2 separate regions of the Mus musculus genome follow, and region 1 is linked to region 2. Evidence: chromatin loops called from intact Hi-C (ENCODE). Cell type or tissue: heart. All regions are shown on one strand.

Region 1 (8,000 bases), 250 kb before region 2:
TTCACGTTGTGGTGACCCCCAACCATAAAATTGTTTCATTGCTACTTCTCAACTGCAATTTTGCCACTGTCGTGAATAATAATGTAAATATCTGATATGCAGGATGCCTGATATGCGACCTGTGGGCTGAAAAACACAGGTGCAAGGACTATCGTTGTGACTCATCTCCCTTGTCCTTTCTTGTGTACTCCATTCCCAACCAACTCCGTCCCACAAGCCTCTGCCATCCACCTGGCTACAAGCTTCTCCTGCCGGGATCTGATTCTTCTGTGCAGAGTCACCAGTAGAGGATATTACAGTTGGATGTGCAGTGTCCCTCATGGGCCTCCCTCTCCATCACTTGGTCCCGATCTGGTGATGCTGTTTGGAGAAGTTTATAGAACCTCCGTGATATGTAGTCTTGATGGGTGTAGGCCACCAATGGTGGGTCGTCAATAGCCATAACCACATGCTTTCATTGCATCTAGCTCTCTGCTTATCGTGCAATAAATTTTGTGATGAGATAACCAACCTATGCTATAACCATTTTGAAATTATCTTCCTCGGCGGTCATAATAGACTGTGTCCCCTGCCCCCAAACCTTGAATTAAAATAAGTACTTTGCCTCCTAAGTTATTCTGTCAAGGAATCTTGTTATGGTGGAAAAAAAATAGTGAATACAACTGGGATACAGCTACCTGAGGCTTGCTGCAGGCCACGCCTGGCTCAGAGCTGGCCACCGGTACCTCAGACCTTGGTGTCTCCTCAGGCTTGGCTCAGATTCTACCGAAAGCCCTAGGCAGCAGAAGCCTATCAAACCACCCAATGGTTTACTCCTGGATCCATCTGCAGTGCTTCTCTCTGTTGATGCTGCTGCAAGGAGCAGAAACCACAGTGGTGCTCAGAACAACAGAGGGAAGGAGATGACCATGTCTGAGAGCTTGAAGAAGCAATCCTAGGTCCCTTGGGGACTGGCTTTCCAATCTCCTGGGAGCAAGTAGGATTTTCATCAGACTTTAGAATCAACTCTTTTATCTATGATAATAGAAAGGAGTGATCAGTATAAGGACGTATGAGAAAAGGGGAGTGAGGGCTCAATTCTCCTCTCTGAAAAAAACACCTGGAAGATGCTGTTTTCTCCCTGGTCCTCTCTCATGTGGGTCTCCTTGAAATCCCACCTGCTTCATTTCCAGTCAGCAAGAATCTCTTCCCCGTTCTTCATACTTGCAAAGATCATTGCCTCCTTGAACATTTTCTGTGGGGGAGATAGCATCCCAAACCTCTAGGTGTAAAAATCTTTAAAAACATTAGTGTGTGTGTGTGAGCACATGTATGTGAGCATGCATGTAGAAGCCAGAGGTCAACCTCAGGAGTTGTTCCCCATAAACTGTCTATCTTTCTTTGGAAACAGTGTCTTACAGGCCCAGAGCTTACTGTATAGACTAGACTGCTGGGTCATTGATCCTTAGGTACCCTCCTATCTCCAACTCCCGGATGCTGAGATTTCAAGTCTGCTGCACTACACTTACAATCTCAACTTTTTCCCACATGGTTCTGAGGATCTTTAAGGTCTTTGTCTTCAAGTCTTTGACTGGCAGATGCATCCTCTCAGCTCCAGAAGAACATTTTAATGTTATTATTTTGGATGGATGAAGGAAAATGCCAACTATGTGCTACATAGTTAGAAAAAGAATAAAAGAAAGAAGAAAGCTAAAGGAGTTGAAAACAGTTGTCTCTAGAGAGGTATGGCTGGCAAGCTCTTAATTTTTCCTAACGAGCCTGGTGACACTAGCTGCATCTTTAAGCCATACACAACTGTGATAAAATGAAACACTGGCTTCCAAGAGGGGGAGAAGGCATGCCGTATTGATCTGACAGTAAACCCAGTTTATGTGCTAAACTATGTATATGTCATTTTTAATGGTTCTATATTGCCCCAGCACGAAGAAATATTATACTTCTCCCTTTTATATTTCCCTGCTGTGGAGCATGTCATTCTCTTATAAATTCTATTACTATTCAGGCAGCATTTTGACGAACAGCTGTGTGTAGAAACCTCGTCCTTATCGGAGATTTGCCTTATGGGAAAGCAGAAATAATAGCTAGGCATGCTGGCACTGGCCTAATAGCCCAGTTCAGGAGGCTGAGGCAGAAAGATCATGAGTTTTAGGCTATCCTGGGCTATACCAGTCCAGCAAGACTCTCTTTCTAAATAATAGAAGAGAAAGGGAAAAACTATGTTGACCTCTTACCTGACCATTATTCTGATTTTAGGGATCTCCCCAGGGACCAAATGGCTTCCATATTTAGCTGTCTAGAGAACATGATGAGCAGACTCTGGCTCTTCATCCTCACATGCCTGTCCCTGGTTCTGGGGCCATCTAAAGCATCCTTAGTTGTGTGCATTTTGTCACATACTGGGCAGCATACCATGAGCGCTATGATTGATGCTGATGCCTTCGTAATTTGCAGCTGTCTTCAAGGTGGGAGAGTAGCACAGACAATAGCAATGGCCAAGCGTTTCTCAGAGTTGCAGAGGCTAAGAGTTGGCTGGAGGGGCAGGTATTAAGAACCCCTCTTCTGTAATTTCTCAAAGAAGGCCATGCTGTTACACCTCCCAGACAACTCTGTGAGAGGCTGGAAAAGAACCACAGAACTATACCACAGAGACATTCAACAGAGGACTTCCTCACACCTCAAGGGGCTTTCGAGGAATACCAAGTATGGAAACTAAGGGCAGAGGCAAGAGACCCAGGACTGCCAACACGAGGTGATAAATAATCATCACTTTAAGGGTCTGGGGCGATACCTTAGTTTGTAAAGTGCTTGCTACACAATGATGAGGACCCAAGTTCAATCTCTAGAGCTCACATCAAAAAGCTAGGCATGTTGTTGGACATCAGTGGGAGGAGAGGTCCTTGGGCCTGAGATTGCTCGATGTCCGAGTGTAGGGGAATGCCAGGGTGGGAAGATGGGAGTGGGTGGGTGGGTGGAAGAGCACCCTCACAGAAGTGGGGGAGGGAGGGTGGGATGGGGGTTTCCGAAGGGGATACCTGGAAAGGTTTGAAATGTAAATACAGAAATTATCCAATTAAAAAAAGAAAAAAATAAATAAAAGAAGAAAAGCCAGGCATAGTGCTGTGTAATCCCAGTGCTTGGGAGGTAGAGATGAGGGAATCTCAGGTTCACTGGTCAGCCATTCTAACCTAATTGACAAATCCCAGGCCAGTGGGAAACACTATCTCAAAAAAAAAAAAAAGTGGGTGGCTACTGAGGAATAACATGAGAAGTTATCTGCTGAAGTCCATGCACATGTGTGGGTGCTTGATAGTGGGGACGACACACACATGCTCACCAAAAACAGATTCAATGTGTCTCATGATAATCAGAGAGAAGCGAAACCTAGACAACAGACCAGCATGGCACACATCTCATTGGAGCCTCTCCCTCCTCTGAAGTCTCCAAGGTCTTCAAGCAGCCAAGCTTATCTTTGCAGTACTGGTGGGCTGCCCAGGTCTCTCCTCTCCCCACCCAGCACACATGAAAGGCACTGACTGACTCTACAAGCTACACCTACAGAGAAAATAAAAACAAAATGACTAGAAATTGGAGAGCTGGGGAATAAGAGAGACAGCTGTGACTTCAACCCCAGGGAGGAGCAGGGAGGCTCACCTCTCACCCAGAGACTGTCACATCCACTTCCTTTTCCAGCCATATCCCAAAAACATCTCTCCACATTTGCTCAGGGATGGCTGTTGCCATGGCTACCGCGTGACAGATGCCTTTTGAATCTGGTATGTGAAAAGCTCGTCCAATTTGGGACCCAACCTGAAACAGGTGGCTATTTTTAGTCACATTCTACTGTATGCCTTAAAAAAAAAATCAGTTATTTGCTTTGTAGTTAAACATCATCTTTATCACCACCCCCAACCCCATTTCCTTCTCTAGTGGCTTAAAGCATTTGGAGGAATGATTTTTTAATTGTTATCACAATATCCTAGTACTTTGAAAGACTCCATGATGCAGAATATAAATGTCTTATTTCAGACTCAGTGCATTCTCCAGGGATCCAAGAGAAGGCCCTAGGCAGCAAGTATCCTCTTCCTCTCCAACCACAAGAAGGGTGTCTCCAGTCATTAGTAACAACAGCAGTGACAACAATACCACATACGCACATGTGCACACACACACACTACAACACACATACACCATACGCATCACTCATGTGTGTGTGCACACACACATGTGTGCACACACTTGTGTGCACACACAAGTCAGAACTGCCGCCAGTGCCTTGTTGAGCCTTCCTGCCTTGGCCTTGACCTCTAGTGTTGTGAAGATCTTTCACGTGCCCGAATGTGGCACATTTATGAAATGCCACTTAGGCTCTGTGTGTTACCACATGCAATGTGAAGACAAACATAAGAGGTTAAGTCTCAATCACCTCCAAATTAGCTAGACATTAAAGAACTTACTTCATGTGACCCCAGGTTATCTCTCTAAACCTGTCCTTTCCTTGGTCTTTCATCCCCAAGTCTGAAACACTTCAAATGTGCAGTAAACCCCCTCTTGAAGTTCTCCATGGTTTTCAATGCTTATTTCAAGCTCCCCTGTCCAATCAGTTATTTGTGCTAACTCCTCCTACTCTATAGTTTCAATAATTCAAGCATTTCTTTCTTCTTGGGTCTTACATTTAACAGCTGAGGCAAGAGAGTCATGTGATCACAGACCACACAGTTCAGTGGAGATAAAGCACCAAGAAGCACAGCGATGGCAGAATGACAGAGTCCTGGGATGGTACAAGCTTCCTCATGTGCCAGCCAGCCAGGGTTGTATGGAAGTCATAAGCCTCTAAGTTCTTAGGAAGGAAAATCAAGTTGAGACGGACCCTATGCAATGCAGTAGAAACAGTGAGGGATGAACCTGGGAAATTGAAAGGTCACAGGAGATTCTGGGTTCCTCTCTCAAGAAATACTGAGCTAAATCCATTAAGGCAAAGAAAAGCCAAGACTCATATTTGCCCCTGGAACCTAAAATCCAGAAGTAGGAGAGCATCAGTCGATGTGAGAGATTGCATAAAGCATGAGAAACAAGGAAGAGGCGAGAGGGAAACGTTATCAAGAAAAGAAAAAAAAGGCTAAAACAGAAAACGGAAATGTTGGTGGAGCAGAAGTTAAATGCATGGAATAAATACCACAAATGCTCAGAAGGCTAAGAATAACAACTAAACATTGGTTGATTTTTTTTCAAAGTCGAAGATGAATAGAGTAATCCATTATTTACCAAGGCTAAGTTTACCCCTTTAGTTCAAGAATGGCAATCACGCAGGAAAACAATTATACAGAGTGTATACCAACAGACTAGCTTCTTGACATTTGTTAAAAGAGAAATAGAGGCAACATGAAAAAAGAATGGCCAGCAAGACTCAAAAACCTAAGTAATAACAGTAGCAGAACAGCAAACAGCCACGTTGAATTGGTCTCTGGAGAGCCAAGTGGTCAGTGTGGACCCAGCCAGGGAATCTCAGGACCATGGATAGCTCTGAGTTGCTCTCTGCCTGGGTCAAAAGGCCCCTCTTAGGTTTTGTGCAATTTGTTTTTTCGTGTCTTAGTTGGGTTTTTCATTATTGTAAAAGGACACCATGACCAAGGCTACTCTCATAAGGACAACATTTAATTGGGACTGGCTTACAGGTTCATAGGTTCAGTACGTTATCATCAAGGCGGGAGCATGGCAGTGTCCAGGCAGCCATGGTGCAGAGGAAGCTGAGAGTTCTATACCTTGTTCCAAAGGCAAATCATTGAATCACTGAGCCATCTCTCCAGCCCACTGCTGCCCTTTTGACATTATATATCTTGATTTTTTTTCTTCCTTGCTGGTTACCATTTTGGGTGTTAAATGAACCCTGCTTTTATTCTAAATGATAGTAATCATATATCTGATAGCTGTGCTTGGGAGTAGTATTAAAGAGTAGAAAGGAAACCACTGAGTTCAGAACTGGGTTTTGCTTCCCTCGTAGCCACTTTCAAACTGTGTGGTCCTGCCAAAGGCAAACATGGAAAAGCTTAGTTTTGTCCTTTGTAAAATAAGGTTAATAAAGTTTTATCCGCTTCCTTAAAAGACCAATTACGGAAATTAAATAAATTATGCATGGGAAGGGATTTTAAGACTTTAACACCCCTGTTAATTGTGTGTACCTACTAGAATTAGTTCCTTACAAAAATGAGTACAAGACTTCCATAGAAACTCTACAGGACCAAGAGGCATGGTAGGAGGCCAAAGGTACAACAATGTCCCCGATGTTTTTAGCATAGAGCCTGGGCTCTGGTGGCCTTAGCAAGCTATGTTCAGCCATTCATTTATGTATGCCAACTAAAGAATCTATAATGGTGGAAAACAGAAAGGAGTCTTATTCAGTATGTCTGTTTGAGGAAGTTCAGTGACTCTGAGCCCATCTTTGGGGTACTGACAGGAATTCACATTTAAGTAGAGGGCAAGAGGTATGCATAATTAAAGAGTCTGGCTGAGGGAGCTACCACTCATCACAACCCTTCATTATCTCACTTAGGTCTTTCATGGTGAGCCAGTAAGATGTTAAGTTGCTAGTCCATTTGCTGCTAAGGTTGCAACATCCTTATCCAGGGAAGAGGTGGGGTCAGTTCTGCAAGGTTTGCCCTCAAGGTGGAGAGGCAAGGATAAGTACCTCTCTGCTTTGAGCCAAAGTGTAGGCAATGAAGTGCAGGCAGAACTGCCAGACTCTCATCTGCTGTTACTTGCCTCGTTGGCCCAGGTAGGGCCAATGCTTTTTAGCCAAAGGAACTTCTAAATAAATGCCTGTTTCAATTGTTCTGTGTCTCCGAAGGCTGAAGTCAGACCCTGAGAGGAATGTGAATCTTGAAAGTCATAAGATCTGGGTGGAAAACTGAACAAATATGAAGAAGAAATAGACATAAAATGAAGATCTTCAAATAGTTATGACTTTGCCAGAACAGGAAAAAAAAATCAGGGGGAAAAAATTGGTTAGCCTATGTAAATCTAGGGATAAAACTTGAAAGAAGCTAAGTATTAAATGGACTTAAATAATTTTAAGAGAAACAATCTTCATTCTCAATTTGTTTAAATGACCTTTCTGGTCAATGTGGACTTCCTTTTTTTAATTTTAAAAAATTTTAATTGTAACTTTTTTGTTTAAAAAAATATGTGATCATTATAGGAAAAAATAGATAATATTAAAGTATTCTCCCCATCCTACAAAACCAAAGACAATTACCCAAATACTACAGCAGCTTTTCAATATCTGTGGAAAAAACTATCTTTATTACGTTTTCTAAAAAGCAGGTATGAGATCATCACCACCAGGTTCTGCAGTTTTCTCAAATACATCCCACCATGCTGGTAACAAGAAATAAATCTAGGGAAAAATTGTAATAGTTACCTATAAGATGTATTGTGTAAATATATCATAATTATTTGTCCATTCCCCTGCTGTTACATATTTTAGGTTGTAACTAACATTTCCTCGTTGTCAGTACAAAGAGTAAGTGGAATGGCTTAAGCTGTGAATTATGCTAGGGAAAGAGAAACTCTGCCCATTGCTACTGGGAAAGTAGGCTGGTACAGCCACTGTGGAAATCTGTATGGAGATTTCCAAAAAAACAAAACAAAACAAAAAACAAAAACAAAAAAAAAAACCTGAAAGTGAAACTGCCACATTATCCAGCTCTACTGCTTGTGGGTCTATGGATATCACACCAGCTAAGAAATAGAATCATCCTATCTATGCACCAACCAATGAATGGACAAAGAGCCGTGGTATACCTACATTATAGACTTTTATTCAGTCATAAAAGAAAATGGAATCGTGACCTTTGCAAGAATGCAAGTGCAACTGGAGATCATTATGTTGCTCTAAATAAGCCAGATGTACAAAGGACAAATTCTGTGTGCTTGCTTTCATATGTAGGCTGTGGATTTAAATTTCTCCCCCCACCACTCATGTATGTGAAGGAGGGGTTGATAAG
Region 2 (8,000 bases):
TTTGGACTTGGTTGTTGCTATGGTTATCCCCAGGGTGCCATTGGTTTAATTTTTCTCACATTGCTGCATGCTTGGGCAACAGCTGATTGGCCACAAGGTTTTTCCTACCTCATCTTAAGGGCTTTTCTTTGGCTTACAGGTCAAGAACAATGTGTGTGTGTGTGTGTGTGTGTGTGTGTGTGTGTGTGTGTGTGTGTGTGTGTGTGCGTGCATGCATGTGTGTTTAAATCCACTCCCTAAAATAGATTGCTGTTACTCATTGTTCAATGGACTTTAGATGGGAGTTTGTGCTTGGGAAGAGAGACAGTCTGGCTTCTGCCTTCTGTCTTGAGCAGAGTTCTGGCCCTTCATGGAGGTATTTCTCTCCTTCATGTACATTTCTCTATCTGTACGTGATTTCAATTCTCACTCAGGGATCAAGGATGACTCTTCTTCCTGTCTTCCAGATGCAGCAGGTGATCAACTATGCCTTAAAGATTTAGAGTGTGCCACCTTTCCCCAGTGGTGCATTTCCCAAAGGGATGGAGGAGGCTACTTCAACACTGCCCCTCTCTCAGACCTGAACCCCAAGAGAGGCTAGGATGGGTCTACCCTCTCCTCTTGGTTCCCATGAGCTGTAAAAGTGGTTCACAGAAAAAAGACAGCTGGGAATCAAACCCAGATTCTCTACAAGAGCAGCCCATGCTCTTAACCATTGAGCCGTCTCCCTGGCTCGTCTTTTTGTATAAAATACGGAGTTTAGGGGCAAGAGAGATGGATCAGCAATTCAGACCCTGTTCAGTTGCCAGCACCTCCATGATGGCTCAAGAACATCTGTAACTCTAGTTTCAGGGAATCTGATGCCCTCTTCTGATGTGCATAGGTACCAAGCATGCATTGTACATGGTGTACACATTATGCAGGCACAAAAGATACCCATACACCTAAAATAAATCTAAAAGAATAAAATAAGGGGATTTCTTTTGTTGGCTACAGACTATTTCATTATATGAGCATATTATTTATTTAGAAACATACCACTTATGTAGACACCTTCCCCATTGCCATTTAGGCTGGTTACTGGCCTTGATTTACAGGAGGTTCTGAAAGCCATTTCCCTTATGTACAGAGGTTGACTGTGGCGTAAATATCTGCTCATGGACGTGCACACACTTGTGTTTGTATTGCAGTCGCTGCCTCGGCAGGGGCTGCTCCTATTTCAGTTCTCCACAGTGCAGAGAGTTTGCCTGCTCGTGCACTTTTGTCAGAATGAGTGTCCTCCTTCACTGAGCTAATGGATCAGGGACAGAATCTCAATGGGCTCCATTTGCGTCATCTTACTAAGAGTTAACGAGATGTCCTCACATAGGTTAAAGGAACCTTTCGTTTCTTCAGAAGTTAGAGGAGCCTGGGATGTTTTTGCAGAGTTTTGGGAAGACCCTCCCCAGGGTCAGGCTCTCTCCATTTTTCTGCCTTCTCTAGATTCAAGCAAAGAGATTGGGTTTGCCGTGAGAAGCTTTTGTGTGAGCAAGATGTTCTTGTCACATTTATTTATTTAGCAAAATTGGACTTTATCAAGACATTCTGAAAAAATATGAGTTTAATAAGTACAGGCATTAAGGGGGAGAGAGATATTTGGAGAAGGGAGTATGTGAGTATAAGGTAGGGGAGAGAGAGAGAGAGAGAGAGAGAGAGAGAGAGAGAGAGAGAGAGAGAGAGAGATTCACTTTTATTACATTAATAAAAAAAGAAAATTATCGCTTGGAGCAATGTCATTTTGAGTCACTTTACAGGGGTCAGGGATAAAGTCCCCTGTTGTGCTCCTTCTCTCTGTGGGGGTCAGTCTCTTAGTGACCAGAGGGACGAACATTTCTGCTTGGGATGGGTGAGGTTTCAGGAACTAAGTTCATGCACTTTTCTAAGAAATTTGAAGTATGAGGTCCTCATGGTCCACACTGAGCCCCCTGGATGGGCCAGCTCAGAGTACATCTTTGGGGTATTGTGGAAGCTGAGTTTGGGTTTACCTGTGAGGGGCTTCTGCTGGCCGACTAGGGCACACTTCTGTGGTGTGGGTTAGGCAGAGGATGGCTCCAGAGAATGCAGGGGACACTCTGCTTTGAGAAGTGGGAGTTTTTATTTTATTTGTTCCATAAAGGACATAATAGTTTGTGACTAAGGTGGCAGTGGAGGAGATAAGGGACTAGCATCGGATCCCAGAGCAGAGGTAGATTGCCAGGACAGGAAGTCACGGCCTGAGCATAAATCTGTGGGAGAGAGTCGAGCTCCCTGCCACATGGGGCTTGAACCAATTGAATTTTATTCTGCAGGGCTAGTCGGAGCCCCATTAATCTGTGGGTTACAAAATAGACTCCAACTGCCCAGCTTGCAAAGCCATCTGACTAGCTCCTTGTCTCTCTTTGTCTTAAAATCCCAGACCAGCTGCAGAGGCTGGTGGGGATGCAGGTGGTCCAGGCTCAGTGGCTGCCTCTCTAGTCCTGTCCCCTCACATCTCCCAAGGCATTGTGCTCCAAGCCCAGTGGTAGCTGCACTTTGATTATCTCTTCTATTCAAGGACCATATTGCAACTGCTGGTTTGGTCTAACAGGACCCCTGTATATTCAAATCAGTGATGGGCATAGAACATCCAGAAACTGCCTAGAAATTGCCCATGCCACTGTGTCTTTCAGCTTTTCAGGAGCTTGGTCCTTCAAGGTTCCACACTTCCCAAGGTGGAAAGGTAAGAGGTTGGTGGCAGTCCTCAAGGGATGCAAACAGTTGTGGATGCTTCAGGTTAGACACAGAGTTTTTAGTGGTGTGTTGCTGTGAAGAGACACCATGTCCAAAGCAACTCTTATCTAGGAAACACTGAATTGGGACTTGCTTACAGTTTCAGAGGGTTTGTCCATTTTCATTGTGGCAAGAAGCATGGTGGCCTGCAGGCAGACATGGTGCTAGAAAAGTACCCGAGACTTCTAAAGCCAGATCCCAAGGCCGCAAGAAGAGACACTGGTCCTGGCTTGAAACCTCAAAGTCTACGTTCAGTAGCACACTTCCTCCAATAAGGCACATGTTTGTACACGTGGCTGGCTCAGAGATTGCCCAGGAATATTTAGGATGAAGGGATTAGAGGTTGAGTTTCAAATGCTGTGGCTAAAGGGTTCAGTAAAAGAGGATGGTCAGCAGAGGGTTGGAGGGAATTTCCCACAATCCACTTTGGCTTTTGGCAAAGATTGCTTTGAGAATGGAAGAGATTCTCTTGGGGATTCAGGGGTTCAGCTTTCCTATGGTTCCTGCACCAAGCATCTCACAGGTGAGTGTCTTGAATGATGGGACATTTCCAGGAGCCTGGTCTCTAAGCTGTTCCATTCTGTCCTTCTGTCTTATTCTCCTCATTGGTGAAGGAGGATACTACATTCACAGAGAAGACCAGCATGGTGGGGGAAAAGTAGCCTGGCAGGCATCCTTGAAGACTGGACTTGCTTGGTTTCTGGTTCTCCCGGTCAGCAGCTCCTTCCATCAGTGACCCTTTTCATTCTTCATAAAGCCAAAGCACTTGAACTTCTGTTTGTGAGAAGTGCTTCCTATACCCCCAGCACAGTAAGAACCCAGCCAGCGGCCTTGTGGTTACTGTTGCTCTGGCTCCATCAGCATCTGCATCCTGGGAAGCAACAGCCTGACAAGAGATGCTCTGTTTCCGTGGCCCATGCTGCCATCTGGAGGTCATGGAGAAGGAAATATAAATAACCGAAGATGAAGAAAATTAAAGATATTGATCACACTCCTAGGTGTAGCATAATTATCTAGGCACAGACCTGAAACTTGCCATGATTCACCCCACCTAATGATTAGATTCAGAACCTCACTAGATAAAGCCACATCACCTCTGTCACTTGGTCTTTATGACCCAGCCAGATGGAGAGTTACCTCCTCCTCTCCTGAGATTAAGCACGACAAAATCCAGGATTGTTCAATGCCTTCCTAGGACCACACGGCCAATAAAAGACAGAGCTAGAGCTACGCTTCGAACCAAAGTTCACCGCTTAGCTGTAGTGAGAAGTTTGGGTTGTTTTAAATGACAGTTATGTTGTGGGGATATGTTTTTGTTTTAATCTCAGGTGTGGGATGTGGGGCTGCTTCAGTTTGTCCACAGCAGTTAATTAGGATTGTCTCATGCTGTGTGTGTGTGTGTGTGTGTTAGCTGCAGAGAGTTTAATTATGGGGATTCTGGAGTGGGTATAACGGGAGGGCACTAACAGGGCCTGAGGCAGCTTCTGCCCCCTTTGCCCCTTGATGGTCCGGCTGCTGCTGCCTCCCCCTCCCCTGATGGTCCCGCTGCCCCTTCCCCCTGCTGGTCCCGCTGCCACCCCCTGGTCCGGCTGTTGCTCCCTTTCTGGCTCCCCCCCACCCCCCGCCCCGCGCTGGTCCCGCTGCTGCTGTGCCCCACCCCCCGCAGGTCCCGCTGCTCCTCACCCCCCCCCCACGCTGGTCCCGTTGCTCCCCCCCCCCCGCACCCCCGCCCCCCCCGCCCCCCACCCCAGCTGCTGCTCATTCCTCCTGTTGCATTTGCTGGATTGCTGGCTTCCTGGATATTCTGCCGATGAAGATTGGATTTGTCTCTAGGAACCTGATGCCCCTAATCAGCAGGAGGTAGTCTAAAGAGCTCTATGTCCCCTTTCCTTTCTAACCTTCGTTCTCTCCGTCCTAGTGTTGGGGGTTGGAAGGGATTAGGGTGGAATAGGGGTTCCAGGCATAAGAAGCCAATAACATAGCTAAACCAAAAAGCCAACACTTGTCCCTCTATGTTATGGCTCCCCTGAAGAATCTCTGGATCCCTCTACAACAGTGATTCCCAACCAGTGGGTCACTACCCCTGTGAGTGACCCTTTCACAGGGTTGGTCACCTAAGACCAGGGAAAACATGATATTTACATCATGCTTCATAGTAGCAAAATTACAATTGTGAATTGGCATCAAAAATAATGTTATGACTGGTGGTCACCACGACCTAACTGTATTAAAGGGTCTCAGCTCTAGGAAGGCTGAGAACCTCTGCTCTACAGGATCTGGGCTAAGGGCATCTCCCAGGAAAGACAGGTGAGGCCAGAGAGGAAGACATGAGCAAAACTAAGATTTGTTGTCCAGGAAGCATCCACGCCTGCCCTGGCTTCATGTTGACCTCTTTGCAGAGACTGGAGATGGATCAGCGGTGAACAGACACTGAGGGCAAGACCATAGCCCTGCAGTCCTCCATGCAATCCAAATGTGGTCCAAAAGACTCACATTCATAGCTCCCACAACAGTGCAGGTTCGAGAGGCAAGGGAGGGAAGAGCACACCAGCTCCAGGGTGGGCAGGAGATGATGGAGGTGTCTATGCTTGCAGCTCTGCGCAGCGTGCCTTTTCTATTTTCTTTTCTTCCAGTGCACTGCCATGTCATTTTTAAAAACCATATGTAGGTTGTTGCAAGAGAAATAAGTCTTAGATGTCGCCTGGCTCATACTTGGGGCCCTGGAAATGTATTGACAGAATGAAGAAATCCTTTCCAGGGATTCTCAGTATACTGAGGCAACAGAGATGATGACAAAGCCCATACATATATTTAAACATGAAGTCAGAACTGATATTTAAGTCTCCAGACACCAGCCCTTTCTCTTGATGCTTTGCTGAGCAGTACCCAGAAGGAACTGTAACAGGGACGCAGGGATCCAGGGATGAAGGGAAGGCCTCTTTCAGGCAGTCACCGTCTCTGCTCCTTGGTTCTTATACCCATTCCCACCCCAGAGGCTTCCTGTGGGAGGTGATATGACGGAGCTGGCCATCTCCCCTTGCTGTGGAAGCATTTGTGCTCATGAGAGGACGATAACCCATCATTCCGCTACTGTGGGTCCCACAGTGTCACCAAGATCAGATGAGGCCTTTTGACAACATCATCTTATGTCGTTCTCATATTAACCTTAAGATGTCCACTAGATGTACACTTTAAAAGACTACCTTTTCCCTAGGAGGTTTTAGGGTCACAACAAAATTAAGCAGAGAGTGTAGACTTCCTTTTGTTTTTACCTGCTCCCAGCCTGCCTGAACTTCAATATCTCCTACCAGGATGGCCCTTTTGATGCAACAGATGCGCCAACATTGGCACCTCATTATCCCCCAAAGTCCACAGATTCTGTTGCAGGTTACCCTGGGCATTAAAGTCACGACACAAGAGATTGTATCTTTTAGCATCTACTTACAGAGGCGAACAGCTGGGGACCAGAAGTTAAGATGAAGGTCACACGGGAGGAGGTGGCTGGGATTCTAGCCTGGATCTTCAGGATTTTATACCCAGCCTTGTGGCTTCTTGAGGAGGGTCCACCATGACGGGTACGGGCCAGCTGCTGAGTGGAGCTTCCACCTGTGGGGTTTGCAGATAAACCTACATTGGCTTTCTTTTGTAGTAAGTGGTTTCCTGTTAACTCACACTCATGGGCTTTCTCACAGAGAGTGTGAGTTGCCTGCTGAATGGAGTGACCAGATAGGTTGGGGCTGGAGACATTCCTATAGTGACTGACTCAGATATCAGACATCAGAACATTAACATGCGTCGATTACCATGAAATCAGATATCTGCACCACAGGAAGGTGTATCCAGACCTTCTCCTAGGCTATTTCTCCCTCATCTCTAGGTACCCCAAAGACTCAGGGTATAAGGTAAACATCCGTTCTTGCTCCTTTAGGGCATTTCTGGCTTATTCTGGTCAAGCTCCGCCTCCCTGTATGTTGTCCAGCCATTCCAGTCCACAATGGCTCAGCCTGTGTAGACTGGACTGTGGGCAGCCAGCCTAGACTTTCCCCATAAGTGTTTGTGTAGACCAGTGGAAAGAGTGTAGCTCTGAAGCAACCATCTATGTTTTACCCTCTTAGCTCATGGCTTTGGGCACAGCCCTGTTTCCTGAGCTGATAATTGTGGTTTAAGGCCAGGAAGGGGGCTTAGGAACCAGAGACCATAACATAATTCCCATTGCACCACAGCTGTGTTCAGCAGCTGGCATCCCTCATCCCCAAGTGAGATGCTCAACTCTGAAGAACCTCCCATCTTTAAAGTATGCCAGATGGGGCTGCCAGACAGAGGCCGGGGGGGGGGGGGTCTCAAAGCCCAGTTCTCTCGTCCAGCAGCCTGACAAACAGCAACCAGTTTGCGTTTGTTAGAGGCATTACTACAACTCATGAAGCAGGACTTCAGCCACTATTAGATTTCCTCTGCCGACACCAGGCGTCACTTTTGGTTTTCCTGTGAGGTGCCTGACATCTTCCCCTCCTGCAATCACTAGGCAATGCTTCACTGCCACTTCTAAGCTAGGGACAATGATCTTCCCCCGGGGAACAGCAGTGACTTCAGAGGGTGTCCAGGCTTCCACCAGCACTCCAGGTCTATCACAAGACTGTCTGGAGCAGGCCCAGGATAGCCTTCACAAAGTCCCCCAGTGAGTCTGTTTTCAGTGCCGTTGCCCCCATAGGATAACTGCCTCATGGTCTGTCTTTCCAGAGAGAGATAGAGATAGAGATAGAGATAGAGATAGAGATAGAGATAGAGATAGAGATAGAGATAGAGATAGAGATAGAGATAGAGATAGGGATAGAGAGAGAGAGAGAGAGAGATAGAGAGAGAGAGCCTGAGCTGGAAGGACCGGAAGGGATGAAATAAAACTCACTCATCAGTTGTTCAAGAATTTTTAAAAAGTTACTGCCCCAAATACTTTATAGGCAGAGGTACTGCTGGCTGGGTGTGGAAATACACTCCAGATCCACACATATATCAGTTTAAATACCAGCTCAGCAATTACTAATTGCATGCTCATCTCAAGTTACTTCTCTTAGCTTTTAGTGTTATTTTCCCAGTGTTAGAATGGATGGTAATCTTTACTTCAAAGACTTATAATTCACTAGAGACATACAAAACACAGAGCCAAGCATTGCCTCTCAACTCAAAATCTTCAGTGCCCGCCGACTTTGAAATTCTTGGCTTGTGTCTCCTTTCCCCAC

The links. Hi-C counts contacts between places; a loop is a spot of excess contacts. Peaks named below come from ENCODE experiments on the same cell type or tissue, not always from the same donor. Only the 100,000 strongest peaks of a DNase experiment are listed, where the experiment ranks them.
Region 1: a loop joins it to region 2, with 2.4 times the contacts of the local background. A loop is called at or near these places in 2 of 42 quality-filtered maps.

What each region holds. Positions count from the first base shown.
Region 1 is chr17:73,041,672-73,049,671 of GRCm38, forward strand. No RefSeq gene overlaps it. Among named protein-coding and RNA genes, the nearest start is that of Gm30476, 8.6 kb to the left of the region's middle. In heart, no CTCF peak of the experiment used is centred here; no DNase peak of the experiment used is centred here.
Region 2 is chr17:73,293,425-73,301,424 of GRCm38, forward strand. No RefSeq gene overlaps it. Among named protein-coding and RNA genes, the nearest start is that of E330032C10Rik, 46 kb to the left of the region's middle. In heart, a CTCF peak has its summit at 3,693 (motif pointing left); no DNase peak of the experiment used is centred here; H3K4me3 peaks cover 311 bases; H3K27ac peaks cover 296 bases.